Linked DNA regions of Homo sapiens: region 2 is linked to region 1. A link is a contact called in ENCODE Hi-C data. All regions are on one chromosome and are shown on one strand. Each heading gives the region's core, a stretch centred on a gene start or an enhancer-like site at or near the end of the contact. The rest is flanking DNA. Distances are from core to core; before and after follow the strand shown.

Region 1 (4,603 bases), core at 1,282-3,781:
GGGAATCTGTAAGATGGCTCTGCAAAATGTATCACCAAATTGTGATTGCTGAACAGGTTTTCGAGGTAGGCTTTCCAGCCTGGTCTTAGAGCCCATAGTGCTCAAGATGACCAGGACTGGAGGTGACTCTGGTTCCAGCAAGAATCTTAATATGTTCCAGATCAGCCCTTACCAAATATCCCATGGAGCACAATCACAGTGCTCATACCAGAGAGCTCCTAACAGGCAGGACGTGCTGCTTACAACAGGAGCTGTTTATTCAGCAGAGGCTACTGCAAGCACCTGGAGGAGGTGCTTGCTCACCTCGATGGCACAGAAGGTTGGGGCCTTGGAAGCTGTATTGGGATGAGATAATGTGGCGTGACTTCATGTGTCCCCAAAGAAGATAATTGTCAACTACCAGGAAGCCAGCTTCCCTTGCCCTGGGCACACCTGCTGCGCCAACAGAATATTTAACTTAAAACTGAAAATGCCTGTAGATTTTGACAGATGACACTAATGAAATACTAAAGAACACTTAAAAAATTTCACCTTTTGGGATTTTACAAATGTTAAGGGACTTCTTATAACTATTACTGAAAATAGTCAGATTTCAAGAAATAAAATTATTAAAGGAACACCCAGAATAGTTTAAGAAAAAATTTAAGCAAAACAAGCAAATTCTGATCCTGGAAATATTTGAAGATTGCTTTAATTACATTACCCAGCCAAAGGAGTGGTCAAATAAAACAGTTCCCCTACTCATGGGGAAAGCCATAGTTTAATTTTTGATCAAAAATGAAGTTCACTAGGTCAGAGGGGTTCATTTCCCTCCAATGCACAAGATAGTTAAGAACTTGTTTGTACCCAAAATTGTCCTCCCAGAGAAAAAGCCCACACATTTCTGTCTTTGTTTCAGCCCCCTGATCCCTGTCCCGTGAACCCACTGCAGAGGGAATTCCTATCTTTCAGCTTCCCTTCTGTCTGTACAAACTTCTAATTTTTGGTCAAGGTCAACCTTAGGGCTGTTAACATTTTGAAATCTAGCAAGACCCCCAATTCCAGGAGACTTCCCCCAGGGTCATCTTCTCTGAGCCCTCAGATTGTTGAGTCTATTTTGACACAGATGCTTCTCTTTGTCTTAGACGTGCTAGGCATGGTCCCTTACTTGAGCATCAGTCCCTCAAGGGAGCACTTTTCTTACACTTAGTTACACAGCTTAACATTTTACGCAAGGGAGCTGTGCGGTAAAAAATTGCCTAATGGATGGAACAGCTGAACCCCACCTTCATTCCCTTGGGGCCGAGATGTTTGTAGGTACTTGGGTAGAACAGACATCCTTCCCATCCTACAGGGAGAGAAAACACTCCATGTAAAATAGCAGCTGTCCCCTTTGGGCTCCTCATCCAGCCAGAATGGTACAGTGGGGACACTTAAAAAGCTCTGACAGATCTGTAAGGAGAGTCTGGGCTTCATTTACTGCAGGAGATAGGGCGGTAGGTGCCGCATTACAGTGAACTAATGTCACCAAATTGCAGGCTGTATCTCACCCAATCTGATGGCACCTTACACACCTCACCACAACCCATAATGAGAGAGTTAAGGGATCATTAATACTCTCTCTTACAAACGAGGAAACCAAGTTTTACAGAAATGAAATAACTTGCCTGAGGTGGAAATGCCCTTTCAAAGTCTTTTTAAAGAAGACCACTGCATTATCATTAATAAATAACACTGTATAGCTTCTGTTGTAAGTTAACCATACCCGTAGTTTTTTTTTTTTTTTTTTCCTTTCTCATCCATTTTCTCCATAATTTTGGGACTTTTTTTATGTAGACATTTGTGAAACAAAGTATTTACTACTTAATCAGTTTTTCTGCTACTGCTTCTCTTAACTGTGAGCCCTTTGGACCCCGGGTTTCTCTTCCTAACACTGCCCACCTCAATGTCATTTTTATGATACAACCTGGTTTTACTACTTTTTTAAGTAAAGAATTTGAAGGAAGAAGCTAGAGAAATTGACCACAATTGAGGGGGTCAAAGATTCCTGACTTGGAAGTAGAGCTCTGTGTCTTGGATTCTTGTCCATGGTGACTCAGCAAGCATACCCAGCGGCACCTGAGGCTGTAACCTGTGGGAAGTTCTCCCTGCCAGCCCCTCTGCTGGGCTAGGCAGTGGAGGGGGAAGGAGCAGCACTGGGTCCTGCCAGGGAAACCCAAGCTTTGGATAAATCTCTTTGGCTCTGTACTCTTACCGTCTCTGTGAAGCAAGTGAGTGTTTTCTGACCTGCCTCACGTTGTCAGAAGGGAAAACTGAGGTTTCGCATGTGATCTTGAAGTCGGGTAGAATGGATAATGATTGTGAGTTTTGGTCGTCTGTGTTACCTAAGTCTACTATTTTATTGCAAACTCTTGGCCACTTACATCTGTGCTGTATAAAAGGACACTCGAGAGAGGGCAGGGAGGTGAGTAATCCATTGGAATTACTACAAGCAAGATCTTGGGTTACTGTCTCACTGAGCCCAAGTTAGTGAGGGAATCTGTAATTCTCTCAAGAGGGCTGGCTGTTTTTGGCCTGAGGCTGCTATTGCAGAAGCTCAGTGCTTGACATAAGTGTCGTTTTCTCATCTATTGAAATGGTGTCATTTGTCATCTTAAAATCTCAGGGTGTAGGTGCAGTTGGGAGGGATGCCTCAGAAGCCTAAGGTGCTGTGTGGAGGCATGGAGTTGGCATACTCAGACCTGTAGGCCAGGATTTCCCAGATGTTACCACTCCAAGACTGGTGTGGCTGAAAAAAGTGGGTAGTATTCTTCAATTTTAGTTTTGTTAGAGATGTTTCTGAGGTCAGCAAGTTTTCCTGCCAGCCTAATGAATGATTGATTTGTTTTTCATTATTGGGTCTTTTCTGGCCCACTAAAGCGAGTCTGTCTTTCAAGGACTCAGATGTGTTTAGCAACCTTATGGATGTAATTCATTTGTATCCCAGGATCCACAGACTTTGGGACATTGTACTAAAGAGACTTATGAATAAAAGAGTACTTTAGATAAGTACAGCCAGCACTCACTGTGTGCTTGCTCTGAGTTCCACAGTTACATGAATTATCTGCTAAGCCGTGAGGTTGATTATGTCTTTGCTAGAATGCCTTCAGTCTGAAGCAGATTGTTTTCAAAGCAGCCTCTCCTGTGGTTGGACCCATGATGTGTTTGAAGGGTCCTTGCATGGGAGGAGGAAGGAATGCTAACCTTTGTCTACTTTGGGTTCTGAATTTACAGCATGGCTTTCAACAAACCATTCAGCTGCTGTGCAGTCAATGTCACCCAGGAGAAGAGAAGGTAGCAGCCACAGAAGGGGCACCCAGATGCTGAGCAATAGTTCCCTGGAAGGGGAAGCACTTTCTTTCTGGTGAATTTTCAGGGCAGGTTTTCTAGGATGGCCTTTGCATTGGGCCTGGGCGATAAACAGGATTTGCACCTGAATCTTAATGCTTGTGCATCTGTGTACCTCGGACATCCAAAGCTGACCAGTCTACATCATTATTTCAATTGTATGTCTGTCAACAATGTAAGTCCAGTTAATGAGGAAACTGTCTGTATTTCTAGGTGATTTATCATAAGCGAATAGCTAGAACTTGGAATTAATAAAGGTTTCTGTGGTCTTCAGCCAGGAAGAGCAGTTAATACATTCATAAATTAAAGGCTGTTTAGTTTTTTCAAGCTCATCTTTCAGTTCAGTGGTACATTGTATTAGGCTAATGTTGACCATGAACAAGTTACAAGGTATTTGAATTGCTGCCAGTTCCTGAACATGTTTATGTAGTGACCCATTTCTTAAGCTGAGTCTGTAGCAGTGCTTCTTAACCCTAGCAGAACTCATGTTCTAGTAGAATATTAGAAGCACTTGTGGAATTTTAAAAACAAATATCTGGGCCTCACCCCTCAGAGATTTTGATCTAATTGGTGTGGTGTGGGATCCAGCAGAAGTAGTTTCCTAAGCTCCACGAGCACTTCTTAATGTACAGCCAGGGTTGAAACCACTCTGTGGTGAGCAAATAATGGTTCTGCAGTCAGCGTTGCCTCTTCCCTGAACACTACCTATGCTGTCCCACTCTTTACACAGCCTGGCACCTCTGCTTGGAATGGTCTCTGGGAACAGCTCGTGCAGGGCCTGGAGTGTCAGAGGCCCTAACTATACCCACCGTACTACAGGGTCTGGTGCAAGGGTGCTAAGCAGGGCCTGGACACATTCAGATGAGTGTTTTGGAAATATGTTTCCAGCAGCAGTGAGGGGGAATGGATTGAGTAGGGCATAGAATTATCATGGGAAGACCAGTTCTGCTGTGGTAGCATCTAGGAGGGAAAGGAGGAGGAACAGGGCTTCGTGGGGTGGATTAGAAAAAAATTCAAAGCAATACAGCCAGCTTGGCCTCAAGCAGTAAAGGAGAGAAAGGTGTCACGGGCAGTTCCCAGATTCCCTGCTCATTGCTGAGCCATCCCTCGGGAAGGCAGGATGAGGAACAGATTGGTGGGGAGCTAAAGAGCACTGTTTTGGACGTGCAGGCCTTGGAGCGCCTGTGCACCTTCCGCGTGTAGTTGTCCAGTGGGCAGTTGAGCATATGTGTTTGGC
Region 2 (4,727 bases), core at 43-2,542, 410 kb before region 1:
ATTATTTTAAAATATTATTATTTTTGTTGTATGGTTAAATCCCATGGCTTTTCATATTTTGAAGAGTTCTGTAGCACTTTGGTAAATAAATATCAACAAATGATAAAGTTATCATGGAAATATAAATTGAAAGCCTTATTTATAAAAATGAAGTCATAATGCTTTTTCTACTCTTGCTGCTTTCACAACCAAATTTTTCTTTGTTGTATCACCTAATCAAAGTATGATGAGTGGGTCTCAGATTCAGCCTAAGAAAAGGAAGAAATGCTTATAGAAGTTCTAAAGCTAGAAAGATTTATCTACACAACTTACAGACTTTTTTGAGATATAATGTTTATAAAAATTTGGAAGAACCCAAAATGCCTAACAATACAGAACTAATTAAATATATCACATGAGAAAGTATGTATTTATTTTTTTATTTTATTTATTTATTTATTTTTTTTGAGACAGAGTCTCACTTTACTGCCCAGGCTTTGATCCCTGGGATCAAACCAGGAGGTTGGAGTGCAGTGGCATGATCTTGGCTCATTGCAAACTCTGCCTCCTGCATTCAAGCAATTCTCCTGCCTCAGCCTCCAGAGTAGCTGGGACTACAGGAGTGTGCTACCACGCCTGGCTAATTTTGTGTTTTGTAGAGATGGGGTTTCACCAAGTTGGCCAGGCTGGTCTCAAATGCCTGATTCGGGTGATCTGCCTGCCTTGGCCTCCCAAAGTGCTGGAATTACAGGTGTGAGCAACTGCACCCAGCCTGTAGGTATTTAAACTATATTATAAAACAGTATTTATTAACATGAAAATGTTTATAATCTATCACATGTTAAAAGCCAGTCATACATGTATTACATAAGGCTCTTTTTGTAAATTTGATAATGTGTATCTTTTTGGAAAGGAAAAACACTAGAAGAATTTGTTTTCACTCTTAATGGTGATTACCTTTGGGGAGATGGTGCTGTTGCGGGAATCAGGAGACTGGAGAGACCTCTGGGTGGAACAGGAAGATTTTATTGAATGCACTTAGGCCCCGTGGATTAACATCCAAAGGCTGGGCTCTGAACAAAGACAGGGCTTGACTTTTATACACACTTCTGAAAGGTGGTTGGCTAGTTTGAAACAAGTTTACAGTGGCGTGGAGTGCAGTGGCATGAAAGCAAGTGTACGGAAGCAGAACAAAGGCAGTTAATCAAACTGTGACAGGTTCATAACTCAGGCTTTCATGTGACTCTTGCTATGCGGCCCAGATGGCTGTTATCTCAGCTTGCTCAAGAGCCTTGCACAAGCTTATCTCATATCCTTCACTATGGTGCCTAGATGGCTGCAGTCCAGTCCTGCTCAGGCATGTCTCATGACCTTCACTGTGCTACTCAGATGAAAAACAGAAATTTACAGTCACTAGTTACAGAAAATAGGAATCCATAAACTCATAAAACTTGCAGAGCAGAGTACAACCACATGGAGTGGGGAGGAATTTTGTGGGGGACGTTTACTCATACCAAAGGAGAGAGGAAAATTTGTTTTTCTTTTTCACATTTCCTGCTTCAGTGCATTCTCTAATGACTTTTTCTCTTTCTTTCTTTCTTTCTTTCTTTTTTTTTTTTTTTTTTGAGATGAAATCTCACTGTGTCACCCAGGCTGGAGTGCAGTGGCGTGATCTCAGCTCACTGCAAGCTCCTCCTCCTGGGTTCACACCATTCTCCTGCCTCAGCCTCCCAAGTAGCTGGGACTACAGGTGCCTGCCACCACGCTTGGCTAATTTTTTGTATTTTTTAGTAGAGGCAGAGTTTCACCATATTAGCCAGGATGGTTTCGATCTCCTGACCTCGTGATCCACCCGCCTCAGCCTCCCAAAGTGCTAGTATTACAGGCGTGAGCCACCGCACCTGGCCTTTTTTTTTTTTTTTTTTTTTTTTTTTTGAGAAGGTATCTTGCTCTGCCACCCAAGCTGGAGTGCAGTGGTGTGATCTCAGCTCACTGCAACCTCTGCATCCCGGGTTCAAGTGATTCTCTTGCCTCAGCCTCCCCAGTAGCTGGGATTACAGGCACCCACCACCATGCCTGGCTAATTGTTTGTATTTTTAGTAAAGACAGGGTTTCACCATGTTAGCCAGGCTGGTCTCGAACTCCTGACCTCAGGTGATCTGCCTGCCTCGGCCTCCCAAAGTGCTGGCATTGCAGGCATGAGCCACCACACCTGGCCCCTTATGACTTTTTTGTTTCCTTATGAATGTCTATGCATAAGACACTGTCTGGAACATTAAATCATCTTGAAAGTGCATGTCTGTGGGATCATATCTGGACTCTCAGTTAACAGAAAACTTGTAAATAATTTACGATTTATCTTTTTAAAAAGTTAGAGCAGATTCATATTTATCCCTACAATGACTTATTGCTCACTTTATATTCTTCTACATGCTCTCTTAAGCAGGGAAGAAAAGGGTAAGTATAAGATACACTTGAAGGTTGGGCATACTCCTGGATTCTCACCTGTATATGTGTCATTTATGGCTATGTTAGATGCTGTTCCTTCTACTTGGAACCCATCTCTTCCTAATCACTCTCAGGTCTAAGCATAAGTGCAACTTCCCCCGGAAATTTTCCTTGATCCCTTGTGTTAGGCTATTCTTGCATTGCTATAAAGAAACACCTGAGGCTGGGTAATGTATAAAGAAAAGAGATTTAATTGGCTCATGGTTCTGCAGGCTGTATCAGCATGGCTCCAGCATCTGCTTCTGGTGAGGGTCTCAGGAATCTTCCAATCATGGCAGAAGGTAAAGAGGGACTGGGGGAGCAGGTGTGTCACATGGGGATAGCCAGAGCAAGAGAGACAGGCAGAGGTGCCACACACTTTCAAACAACCAGATCTCATGAGAACTCACTATCAGGGGGACAGCATCAAGCCATGAGGGATCCACCCCAATGACCCAAATACCTCCCCTCAGGCCCCACCTCCAACATTAGGGATTGCAATTTCAGCATGAAATTTGGCGAGTACAAATATTCAAACCATATCATCCCTATACATTTATATTAGGTGCTTTCACATGTCCCTGTAATATCCTCTATGCCCATATCAAAGCATTTATCACACTACTATTTTTCATTTACTTAGCTGTAATCCTTCCTAGAATGTGAGCTTCGTGGAAGAAAAAACTTATATCTTTCTTGAGATCACTGATCCTCAGTCCCTAAGACCATGCCTGAATCCAAGTAGATGCTCAATAGATATTTGTCAAGTGGACAAACAGATCTATCTTGTCTATTAGAGTAGGGGAAAAAAGATGAAAAGCCACTATGGGAAAGTTTCTCTCAAGATCTTCCCCAGAAGCCACTGACTAAAAAGGGCATGAAAGAGTATATTTCAGGGGACCAAATGTTCAGACCACATGCAGCCAGGAGAGGCTGAGGATAGGGCTGGGTTTACGAATAGATACAGGATGAACCAAAGAGTAGATGGAAAAGATTATTGAGAAATGGCCAACATAGGAGGTCGAATCAGATAAGGAAGATAAATTAAAGGCTAAGGAGACTGGGATAGTTGCTTTTCATCCTTATAAGTAATCCATGTGATCTTTTACGGCAGGGAACAGACTCTCGCTATTTGAGATTATAGCCATCCAGAGGAGGACTGTCAACATCACATGAGATTTAACCCCTTATAAAATTAGCCATTAGACTCTTGGGGCCCAATCTCTTAATGTTGCAAATGACTATTATAAAAACATGATTTTTAAAAATCATTCTGTCTCTGCCCTTATGGCATACACAAGCAGCAAATCACATCTGCCACATGAACTCCTAGGCTACAGGGTTAGAACACTGCTGCTTTCTAATCTTAAAAGGACAAACTGGGCTCCAGAACTGGGAATCTGGCAGTTTACATGACAGGGCTGCTGCAAATCCAGGAGTCTCGTCTCAGAGCAAGTTAGGAAAGCAGCAAGAGCTGTTCTCTCTAAGGTAGAAGCCAGCTTATGCTCATAATGGCATTGGTGTTTGTGAATATACATCTCTGAATCCAATCCCACCTCCAAGGAAATCCTCAGAATAGAAGAGAACACCTACCTCCATGCCCTGCATATGGAACAGCAGAGGTTTGGGTGTTCAATTCAGGGAAACAAATTATTGGTATGATTTATCATGCTCTCTAACTTGGAAATGCTTACCAGAAGTGAGTCATTTATTTCTAGATTACGAATACTAAAAGCTGCTTCTGATAAAATGAAGGACATGAAAAAAGACAGCTGGCAGAAGTATTTACCTTAATTATTATCTTTGATAATAAAAATATAAATAGAGACACAATTCTCTCAACATTCATCCAAGCTGTGGAAACAGGCCAGAATTAAGTGTAGCTATACAGTTGTCCCTCAATATCTGCGGGAGATTGGTTCCAGGACCCTCTGAAGATACCCAAAATCCAAGGATGCCCAAGTTTCTTTTACAAAATGGCAAAGTATTTACATATAACCTACGCACCCTATGCACATCCTCCTGTATACTTTAAATCATCTCTAGATTACCTATAAGACCTAATACAATGTAAATGCTATGTAAATAGTTATGTTGTATTTTTAACTTTTAAATTTGTTGTGTTGTTATTTTTTATCATTTTTAAAAAATATTTTCCATCCATGGTTGGTTGAATCCCCTCCTGGATGTAGAACCTACAGATATGGAGGGCCCACTATACATGTGTCTTTCCTGAAGAAAATCTTAAATCCAAAATACAA

What was found. Hi-C counts contacts between places; a loop is a spot of excess contacts on that map. Pooled maps may share reads with other maps.
Region 2: a map of Right ventricle myocardium superior shows a loop between it and region 1 (7-fold over the local background). The contact joins two enhancer-like sites. A Hi-C loop is called at or near these places in 11 of 168 maps with a recorded cell type or tissue (A673, B cell, CD14-positive monocyte and 6 more), 34 of 37 single-sample maps with no recorded cell type and 23 of 50 pooled maps.

Annotation. Positions count from the first base shown.
Region 1 is chr18:50,011,444-50,016,046 of GRCh38, reverse strand. The region is part of intron 4 of MYO5B (myosin VB); the gene reads left to right. Among named protein-coding and RNA genes, the nearest start is that of MIR4320, 110 kb to the left of the region's middle. Within about 2 kb of position 2,531, at least 3 of the 41 ENCODE cell types and tissues checked have a DNase peak (open chromatin) inside an H3K27ac peak, as active enhancers do.
Region 2 is chr18:50,421,861-50,426,587 of GRCh38, reverse strand. No RefSeq gene overlaps it. Among named protein-coding and RNA genes, the nearest start is that of SKA1, 49 kb to the right of the region's middle. RefSeq lists a cis regulatory region at 913-1,533. Within about 2 kb of position 1,292, at least 3 of the 41 ENCODE cell types and tissues checked have a DNase peak (open chromatin) inside an H3K27ac peak, as active enhancers do.